2 separate regions of the Mus musculus genome follow, and region 2 is linked to region 1. A link is a loop called in an ENCODE intact Hi-C map of the cell type or tissue named here. Cell type or tissue: gastrocnemius. All regions are shown on one strand. Links, peaks and the distances in the headings refer to the core of each region. The heading gives the core; the rest is flanking DNA.

Evidence for each region. Peaks named below come from ENCODE experiments on the same cell type or tissue, not always from the same donor. Only the 100,000 strongest peaks of a DNase experiment are listed, where the experiment ranks them.
Region 2: it touches region 1 in a loop (3-fold over the local background); 12 of 42 quality-filtered maps call a loop at or near these places.

The regions. Positions count from the first base shown.
Region 1 is chr5:52,238,266-52,243,808 of GRCm38, reverse strand. No RefSeq gene overlaps it. Among named protein-coding and RNA genes, the nearest start is that of C130083M11Rik, 25 kb to the right of the region's middle. In gastrocnemius, for the core only: a CTCF peak has its summit at 3,026; no DNase peak of the experiment used is centred there.
Region 2 is chr5:52,129,115-52,134,657 of GRCm38, reverse strand. It overlaps Gm40302 (a long non-coding RNA gene), which reads right to left and starts at 4,316. Exons shown (of 3, transcript XR_868417.3): 1 at 4,227-4,316; 2 at 2,867-3,100; 3 at 1-416. In gastrocnemius, for the core only: a CTCF peak has its summit at 2,366 (motif pointing left); a DNase peak (open chromatin) is centred at 2,360.

The DNA of each region.
Region 1 (5,543 bases), core at 395-5,394:
ATCTTGTCAGTGATTTGGGGGGGGGGGGCGGCGAGGGGGCGGGGGGGCAGTCTTGTCAGTGTGTGTGTGTGGGGGGGGGGGTGTCTCTAGATAAGGTTAACTGAGGTCGGAAGACACACCTAATTGTGAGCAGTAGCATCCCATGGTCTAGAGTCCCAGACTGAACAAAGGGAGCCAGCAAGCAGAGTACCAGCACCCATCTTTCTCTGCCTCCTCACTGAAGACAGAATGTGATCAGCCACCTCACATGGCTGCTACCATGCCTTGCTCACCGTGACAGACTGTGCCCTCAAACTGTGATCCAGGAACAAAACTCCCTTCCTTAAGTTGAGTGTGCTGGGTATTTTGTCACAGCAATAAGAAAAGTAATTAGTGGTGCATTTCTCTCCTACAGGCTTGAAGCCTACAAGCCTTTTCCTAATGAGCCTTAGTCATATCCTCAAAGCAAACTCTTGGGAGAAGGAAAAGAGACACTAGGTTAGCCATTATAGGTTACAGTCCCGCTGCCTCTCCCGGAAGTCACAGCAGAGAGACGGAGGAAGGATGCTCATTGGAAGAGAGGAGGGAGAAGGATGCTTGTTTCTTCGTGTTCCAGAGCCCTGTGTGCTGCTTCTCTCCTTTGTTTGCCTCCTATGGGAGTCTTGGGCTCTCAAGGCTCTTTCTCTTCTTTCATCGACTCACCTTAGGAGGCTGGAGAGATGGCTCAGTGCTTAAGTGCAGAGGACCTGAGTTCTGTTCCTAGCACCTGAAGCAGGTGGCTCAAAAACACCCATCACTCCACCCACAAAGGACCCGACACGCTCTAATCTCAACTGGTATGCACACACCCAGGCATACACTCACACAGACATATACACATAAATAAAATATAAAAATAAATCTTTAAATTCTGTTGATGTATTTTTAAAACTAACCTTGAGCTGTTTCCTTATATTTAATGAGAGGGAAACAGACTCAGTGGCTTGAAAGCCCCGTAATTATAATCCTTAGAATATTTAAAGACATAGTCATGTTCTTTTACATCTTAATCCACAGATTTCAGAGAGCCCCAATTTGTGTGAATGCAAACTAAAGGATACCACAGCATCGTTCTGCTTGCATTTTCAATACTGTATTTTAGTAAATACATTTACGTCACCATCATTGAACATTCAATGAGCATCTACCAGATGTAGCCTATAGCACTTGAAAAATCAGCAGGATGGGATGTTGGCATGTTTAAATTTGGCTCAGATTACATGAAGCAAAATGACTGCATAACTTAGCTTAGAAATTACATTCCTACTACATGGCTGCTGTTTCTTCTCCTTCCTTTTCTTCTCAAGCTGCCAGATGGAGTGCATCAAATTAGACAGCCTGGATTTCTGCAGATGAGTATCAGGGTCAGTGCAGATTTTTGTATAATCGCCATACATAGTCCACCCTACCCCACACCCTCACCAGTCATGGTATCGAGGGACGATGGCAGATCCAGCAACAGTTTTAAGTGCCTATTGAGGATTTCTGGAATAAAAGTTTGTTTTATGCATTTTTAAATCTTTTATTAAAAATTTAAGTTTTAGTTTTAGGTTTTGTTTGTTCATTTTTGAGTTTTGGTTTTGATTTTGTTGTTGGTGGTAGTTTTTTTCCCAGACAGAATCTCACTTATGTAGCTATCCTGGAACTCATCTCAGAGAGAGCCAACTGGGTGGCACACATTCTCCAATAAGGCCACACCTCCTACTCCTTCTAAAACAGTTCTATCAACTGTGAACCAGGTATTCAAATATATGAGCCTATGGGGGCCATTATCATCCAAACCATCACAATTATCTTCATTATAAAACTATAGTGTGGGAGGGATAAGGAATATAAGGAAATATGTAGCTCTTTGTCAGACACATGGCATGCTCTCAGAACATATACCTATAATTAAACTGCAGGAGATTTGAGCAAAGGAAATGCCCCCCACCAACATCTCACTGTTGGGTCTCACATGAAAACTTCACCTTTGGGGAGCTGAAAACGTTGGTTGTCCACCACATTTACAGGAATGATACTCTGTGGGGGTGGGGGTGGGGCTACCTCTCCAACACTGACAAACAAGGAAAACTGAAAAGTGTCACTATTTATGTCCATATTCCTATACAAAGAAATACAATATTGACATAAAATACAACTGGTTTTACAGCACATGAAGATACATAGAGGAAAAAGAAAAATACAGAATATTATAATTTTATGTAAAATTCATGGATATGTACACATGTTTACTTACATATATACATATGTACATAGACAGCCTAGATATATACCTACATGGATATACATTTATATATGACATCCATCCATAAGTATGCACAATATAGAGAAATAAGCAGAGACATATGACTAAAATAAGTAGATGATGCATAGGGACACAGATGATAAACGTAGATATGTGGGAGAGGACAGACATGGAGATATAACATCTATATTTCTTAATTTGAGTTCCTCTAGAATCAACCATTGAGCAAAGACACAAGTGTAGATTGTGTGAACACAGAATGCTCCACAGGACAGTGGAGTAAGGCAGGGAAAGCCAGTCGACCATGGGGCATTATCTGCCAGATCACCATTGATAGCTACTGGGTTGCAGCCCTGCTAGGGGGATGCCTAGACAGCCAGGTGTATAAAGCTCCCCATAGAGCTCACTCTCTGACAGCAGGCAGCTGGGTATTTATCCTCTAGGTTCCATGTCTTTGCCTGTGGTCCATTTCCAGAGTCACAGACTCTCAGGCAATTCCAACGCACTGACAATGCCAGTCGAAAAAAACCTCCAGGCGGGAAGGCCAGGTATGCACAGTAAGCAAAATTGTGTGCCGAGGTGAAAGATGAGGGGATAACAGGCAGGCTAGTAGCTGGTGTTGATGGATGGGGAAGAGGAAGGACAACTGGAAGAGATGAGGAGGTGGCTGCTCTCACTCCATTGTACTTCAGTTTCCTGTGCTCCCAAACTCTTTTGGAAACAGAAAATCTGGTGACACCTGGACAACATTCCAATGGCCAGAGCTAGGGGGCAGTGTGTGACTGTGAGGATGACAGAAACCGGACCACAGTGTTGAAAAGTCAGAGGTTAAGTTTTCTCTAGGAGCCACGTGGCAGAGGGTTGAAGCAGGGCTGAGCAATGCCACCTCAGATCTCCATTTCTCTGGCTTGACACTTTGCTGTCTTCAGCATGTGGTGTTTGCTCCTCATGATCTCAAGATGGCTGCTGCACATCCAGCTAAGAGATTGTGCTTCAAGCAAAGAAAGAAAGAAAGAAAGAAAGAGAGAGAGAGAGAGAGAGAAGGAAGGAAGGAAGGAAGGAAAGGAAAGGAAAGGAAAGGAAAGGAAAGGAAAGGAAAGGAAAGGAAAGGAAAGGAAAGGAAAGGAAAGGAAAGGAAAGGAAAGGAAAAAGGGGAGGGGGAGTGAAGAGGACAAAGGACAAAATCTCTCCTAGCAAGTGGCAAGTATATGTGAGGGGAAGTCTCTCCAGGGTCTTCTGCTCTCATCTTAAAGGTCAGAAGTGAGTCTCTTTGACAACACTTTGCATCAGGTTGGTCTAGGGCAATGGTTCTCAGCCTGTGGGGAGCCACGTGGCCCTTTAACAGGGTTGCCAAGACCATAGGAAAACACATATTTACATTATGGTTTATGACAGTAGCAGAATTAGAGTTATGAAGTAGAAAAATGATAATGTTATGGTGGGGGGGGGGTCACCACAATATAAGGAACTGTATTAAAGGGTCTCGGCATCAGAAAGGTTGAGAGCCAGTGCTCTAGAGGGTTGACTCCTTTCTCATTACCTCCAAGGCTAAGGAAAGAGAAGAGTTGGAAAGGTTGAAGAATTCAGACTAAAATATCTCTCGAGTCAAAACTGTCATCCACCCACTATCTGGGCAAGAATCTGGGCCCACTTCCTCTGCCAGTGTGTACCTGGAATCAAACATTGAGCAAAGACACAAGTGTAGACTGTGAGAACACAGAATGCTCCATAGGACACTGGAGTAAGGCAGAGAAAGCCAGTCTATCATGGGGCATTATCTGTCAGGTCACCATGGATAGCTACTGGGTTGTAGCCCTGCTAGGGGGATGCCTAGACAGCCAGATGCTTCTAGTCTCGCCTGAGCCCCACCTAGCATCAGGGTATGCTTTGGGGTCTCTCGCTTGCAGTAGAGACCTTTTAGGTAGAAAGGGGTCTCTGAGGTCCCCTGCCCAGCTAATCTACCCCAGTCCTAGTCACCAGCTTCTGCTCACATCTAGGCTGGGACAGTTTACATCGTGCCCAAAGAAGTGACAGAAAGGCACTAATCCACTTATTCAAAATCACCTAGAAAGATAGGGATAGTAATGAATATGAGTTCGGCACTCAGGAGGCTGTGGCAAGAGAATCATAAGTTTGAAGCCAGCCTGGACTACATAGTGAGTGCCACACCAGCCTGGACCACATGAGATGCTGTCTGCTACTTGCTCAAAAAAAAAAAAAAAAAAAAAAAAAAAACTCCAGAGATGAGGAATGTTGTGATCTGCCATCTTCGAACACAACATGGCCATTGCACTCATGAACCAACTGCAACCATGACTATCTGCATAAAACTTACATAGGATCTGTCTGTCCCCGTTTCCAACAGGATGTTGGAGGGCACATGGGGTCCCACCCCTATCTTGAGAAACTATTGGCGGTTAAGGGAGGTGGAGTTATTTTTCTTTAGGGTGGGTACAGTAGAAGTAGAAGGGGAACTTGATGGAAGGAGGAAGAGGACCAGAGAGAGTGGAAACCATGTAAGAGAACTGGGGGTGAGTGTGATAAAGATACAGTATATGCATGTATGAATGGATCGACAAATACGTTTAAAATGACTGTTTTAAAAATCCTTGACTATGCTGTCCACATTGTCATGGACTCCAGTGAAGATTAAGAGAGAACATCCTTTTGCTACTCCACTGTTCTGCTCTTCCTTTTGATTGACACTGGTGGTCTCCTACCATATTTCAAGGCAGGCTACCAAAGTCACTTCATCCAAGAAGTGACCTCTGTTCACTGCAGTGATATTATGATTTATAGAAAGCCAAAACTCCACCCCTCTCAACACCCCGTTTTGATCCCTGACTACCATTTCAAGGAAGCATACAGCATCCGGGGTGGTACAAAGACCTGAGTATACAGCAAAATGGATCATTTGCAAAATCCCAGTACTCATTTAAGGTGCGAGCACTCTTTTCATGCATTTATCAAGAGGAAGTGTTGAGAAGGAGCCACCCTTGGCTGGAGTCCAAGAAAATGTGGGCCCAAGAAAATTAGGTATTTAATGTCAATGATACGAAGAGATGGAAGAAAAACTTTGGGTCCCACTAAAAAGCAAAAGGCAAAATTCAAGTCTCAGAAACACCAAGCCCCTTGCCCCTTTCTTCCTTTGGGCCCCTCTCTCTGCTCAGGGTTATTCTGTTTTCTTACCTTTTTCCTTCCCCACTCTCCCCACTCCCACACTTCCCACCTACTGGTGTACTTCAGAAAGCACTACTAAAGGCTCAGCACATTTCTA
Region 2 (5,543 bases), core at 229-5,228, 110 kb after region 1:
TATCGCTTTTAAGTAACCCCAGTAAACCCACTGGTTGACCACGCTGGACTTGAACTGAAGAGTCCTTCCTTTGGTGTGTCCGTGTCCTCTCTGGAGTGAATACATGGGTTGGTTTTTTTATGTGTCGCTGGGGAAAGTCACATGTATATACCCACCCCGTCCTCTCATTCATTCTTTGGTTCATCTATCCCTCGACTGATCTGCCTTGTGTCATACTTGGATCCTTTGTCTGCAAGAGTTTGGAGACTCAAGATACGGCAACATGTGAAAAGCGTCATCAGAGAAGGCAAGAGGAAGGTAGGCAAGCAGAGGAGGAGGCAAGGAGGGTCATGATGTCCCAGGTACATAGGCGGAGCCTGACATACAGTCGATTGTTTGTTGATTGACTTGGCTCCGTCGCTCCCCAGGAAAAGGGCCTGTGATGGCAGAAAGGGAACACATGGGTGTGCCAGGTTTGTAAACTCAAACCCTCGTGGATACGAGAAACACTTACCTGACAGATGGACTACCTGACACTCTGTCAGACACACAGTAGGTGCCCTATCCTTGGATGCTATTAGGAAAGGCTAAGGTGGCGGGTGGGGGTGGGGTCGGAGGAAACTGGCGCTCGAGCCTTGCTCACTGCCATGTAAAGGTGTTAATGAAATGAAAGCATTTCCCTTCCAGTCTCATAGCTGTGGCAAGACTGAAGCCCAAGGGACAGCATATTCTCAGGGACATTTTCCATTGTCCGTAGCTCTTCTTTTGTTTTTATTATTGTACACCACTCAAGGCCACCAGCCAGTCTTCCACTACCCGTTTGATTTTTAGCACAGTCTGTAGGTTCCTACTTTCCTTATCAATAAAGGCTTTGGTGATGAAGAGTAGGTCTCCTTATGTGGCTTTGAATATGTTTTAAGATTTATTTTTATATTATGCATATGAGTGTTGCTTGTATGTATGTATGTATGTATGTATGTATGTATGTATGTATGTGCATGGAGTGCTCCTGGAGACCAGACCAGGGCATTATATCCCTTAGAGGTGGAGCTTTAAGCAGTGATTGGCCATGTGGGTGCTGGAAACTGAACTCAGATCCTCTGCAAGTCCTCTTAAGTGCTGAGCCGTCTCAGTGCCCCCATTGATTGCATCTCTCAGTGTGTCCGCTGCTAATCTGAGTTGTCATTCTCCATGAATGTGCAATGCAAGATTATTGAGACATCAGGGTTTGAAAATCAGGCACGGTGCTGCACTAAGTACTTCAAGGACATCCTCAAGTACTCAATAAGTTTGAAGCCACCTAGGATATGGGAGACCCTTCTTCAAAACCGGAGACTGGGAGAGAAAACACACAGTACCTTACTTTGGTGTCTATCACGTAGTATCAGTTCAGTTAAATGATGTTTGAGTTATCTTTGCTGTTTCACAAATCACCCCAAAAGTAGCAGTGTAAAACAACCATTTTAGTCTGGTGTTACACAGCTGTAACCTTAGCACTTAGGTGCTAGAGGCAGGAGGACTATTACAAGTTTGAGACCACCTTGGGCTACATCGTGAGTCCCAGGCCAGCAAGGGCTATGTAGTGAAGTGTAGAAACTCTTGTTTCTGAAACAGTGACGTCAGGCTGTCATTCAAACACAAGATGCCCCACTTCCTTATTTTCAGCGCATTCCTTACTCTGCCAGAGCATAAGTCAAACTGATCGTTTGCACATCTCATGTGTCTTTAACAGGGTGTCTAGCAGGTCCAGCTGACACCGAGCAGCTTCAGCAAAGTCAAGCACACCCACTTCTTTCGTACAGAACCTTTTTTTGGTTTGGGTTTGTTTTTGTTTTTCGAGACAGGGTTTCCCAGTCTAGCCCTGGCTGTCCTGGAACTCACTCTGTAGACCAGGCTGGCCTCGAACTCAGAAATCTGCCTGCCTCTGCCTCCCAAGTGCTGGGATTAAAGGCGTGCGCCACCAGGCTCGGCTTGTACAGACCTTTCTTAGGACTATGCATTTTGTTTCAGAGAAGCTAGCTACTGCCATGTCCCAAACCTCACAGAGCACCACCGCCCGGCATCCATATTCTCGGGGGCAAACTGGGTAACAGCCCCACACCCGTGCCTATTTGGGGGTACCCACATTGCAGGCAAAATCCAGGGGTGTCCTTCCCTGGTCCTAAAGACTGCCAAGAGAGGCACCATGGTTCCTCTTAGCTCTAAGATCCTGGGTGAGTTAACTAATTCCTCTAACCTCAGATTTGTCAGGTTTAATGTGAACAAAATTCAGCCTTGAGCTGGGCAGTGGCAGGTCTGCCTGTGCTGATACACACAGATGGGCCCAGAAGGTTCCCAGCTCGCCTTCCCTCCCCAGCCCGGCCTGAGAAGAGAGCGCACGCGCCCCCTAGTGGGCATTTCTGCCGCTGCCACCTGAGCGGAGGCGTCCTTGGAGAGAACAGATGTCTAGATTGCTGTCCCCTGCTGGTGTGTAGACAGTTGTCTGAGATTTAAAAGGCAAGAAATTATTTCAAAGAAGGTGAGAGGTTTGAGAGCTGGGATTATGAGCACCACCCCCCACATTACAGACGGTGACTTTGAGGTCACAGAGAAGTGGCTTGATGGTACTAGGATGGATGGGTGATCTCCATACACCTGAACGCCAGCGTGGGCATGAACAGCCTGGGCCAAGATGTCAACGACATCTCTAATACCTAAATTCTTCCCAAAGACTACTCAAAGAATATAAGTTACTTACTCGTTTATTTATCATGCTGGAGATTGAACCCAGAACCTTGCGCACGTCAGATAAAATGCTCTGCAACCAAGCCACATCTCCAGGACAAAAGTTACTGTTTATAGAGAACTTCCTCAGTTAGGTCAAAAGGCTTCAATACTTAACCCTCACCCCAAGATGGTAGGAAGGATTTTCATTTCACAGCGCGAGTGGAAGCACAGAGCGACTGAGCCAGTTGCTTAAGGTCACACAGCTAAACCGAGAGGATGCCGTCGCTTAAACCCGCACTGCTGCGTATTGAAGCAGCACTCCAGCTCGCCTCTCAGGAAGCGACCTGTTGGCTACGTGGATTAGCCAGTGGAGTATTTCTGATGTTCCTGCAGGGTGCCCACCTGTGTGCAGGAGCTGTGGAGAATACAAAAGATTCATGAGACTATTTGGTATATATGATTGCTCCAAAATTGGTTTTGACTACTTAATAAACGGTAAAATCCCCGGGGAAATACTGGTATGATGAAATTTAAAAGAGTGAGTTTTTCAAAGTAGGAAGAAACTGGTTAATAGCAGGCTGAAGGGCAAACATCTTTAAAAAAAAAAAGAAGCAACCTAGGGAGATCAACACTGTATTAGTGGCACGTATGATCTGTATGCCTGAGAGCAGGAAAAATGCAAAAGGGTGTGTGTGTGTGTGTGTGTGTGTGTGTGTGCGCGCCAGCACCCTGAGTGACTGAAGCACTCGTACAGACTCGTACAGTGACTGAAGTTCATTAGGACTCTAAGGAAGTGTTAAAGAGGAAACCCGCCCTCCAGAGCATCAAGGGGCTGGAAGATAAACGATGTCAGATAGGTGCAAATTGGAAGCTGCAGAGGCAAAGTCCTGATCTGAGGAATACATTTACAAAAATATCAGATAAATAATAAATTATTAAATATGTTAAAAGCTAAAAGGATCCTTGCGTCTGCAGGGCTCTTAAATTCAAGAGGAAAAAAAAAAGATGTCAGGTTGGTTTGGTCCTACAGAGTAGAGGGAGGGGACTGGAGACAGGCCGTCTGGCTGCATTGATTCTCCACTGAAGACACAAGGAGCACCCTGGTAGAACATTCACAGGAAACCACTGGCCCAGCCTAGGATGGGAGGCCCCCCAGGAAATGGTGGAGCAAGTTCCAAATACTGGGACATTCTGTGCATGGGAGATCCCAGTCTTTACTCTTTCCCTGGAGGTCAGGCTAGGCAGGAGCCCCAGGGAGGGAGAGCTGGGCTGCTGAGACTCCTCTCTGCACTTTCCTGCAGGCCCTTGACTGCTGCCTGTTTCCAGCTGTTAGCAGCTGCTCAGAGCAGCCAAGCTGGAAAGGGAGCCTGAGTGCATTGGGAGCGGGGTGTGTGTGTGTGTGTGTGTGTGTGTGTGTGTGTGAGAGAGAGAGAGAGAGAGAGAGAGAGAGAGAGAGGGAGGGAGGGAGGAAGAGGGAGTTTTTGTGTTAGAGAGTTTGGGAGGGGGTGACCATCCACTTTAGAGTGGTTCCTTCCTCCAACCTTCAGAAATTGGATCTCTTGGGTTTCTCATGATGTGGGTCTCAGACTCAAACTTCAGACTTGGCAGCAATCACTTTTCCACATTGAGACATCCATTGGTGTTGCTAATACCCGAGATGACCAACTTGTGAAGAGGGTAAGGTATATCCTGGCTCTTGGTTTTGCTTTGGGATGCTGGCAGCATTTCATTGCGAAGACTACTGCTCACCTTACGTCTGGGAGGAGAAAGAAATGAAGAGACCAAAGGCATCAATTACACTTCTAGTTATGACCAAATACCTGACAAAAAGCAAGGTAGGAAAGAAGAGCCTGTGGAAGCTTACAATCGGAGGGGACATGTCTGTCATGGCAGGGAAGCCATAGGGAAGGTGAGAGTGGCTGGACACACTGTACCCACAGTCAGGAAGCAGAGAGAGAGAGCTGAACACTGTGCATTTGAATGTTGGTAGCATGGATCCACCAGCTAGGGGTCCAGACTGGACAACAACCAAGAGTTCAGAGTGCATTTTCCCAACTGTAGTGGTTTAAATGGGAATGGCCCCTGTAGGCTGCTGTATTTGAACGTGTGGTTCCCATTGGGTAGAACTCGTTGGAAAGGATTAGGGGGTGGCCTTGTTGGGGGTCAGTGTGTCACTGGGGGTGGGCTTTGAGGTTTTAAAGCCCACACTATTCAGTTAGCTTTCTGATGCTTGTGAATGAGATGTAAGTTCTCAGGTACTGCACCAGCACCAAGCCTTCCTGTCTTCTGCCATGTTGCCATCCATGATACTTATAGATTCTAACCTTCTGGAGCTGTGAGTCCCAGTAAACGCTTTCTTTTGAAAATTACCTTGGTCTTGGTGGTTGTGGTTCTTCGTAGCAATGGAAGTTATTGTGAGACATCAGCTCAATTAAACTTTCTTAGAAACACCCTCATAGACACACCCGTACGTATGTTACCATAGTGATTTTGAATCTCACCAATCTGACAAAATTGACATCATACGAGACTCCCACAATCTATTTAAAACACATGTCCCAATAACAGGAAGACTTTTCATGAAGACCTTTCCCCCAAAAGTTCCACACCTTCCATGGACATCAAAATGGAGATCAGGCTAGAAGCAAGCTTTCAACATGGCAGGCGGGCACTCATGATCCCCAAGACAGCACCCCAGGCTCTGCTGTAGCTTCTAGATAGCTCCTCCCACTTTGCCTGTGAGAGAGACCCTATGGCAGACGCGGAGCTAAGTGAGCATGCGTAGGGAACTCAGGGCCTGTCTTGGCTTCCGGACTAGCTGCTAGACTTGGACCAGGGCTCCACCACTAGGTTACACT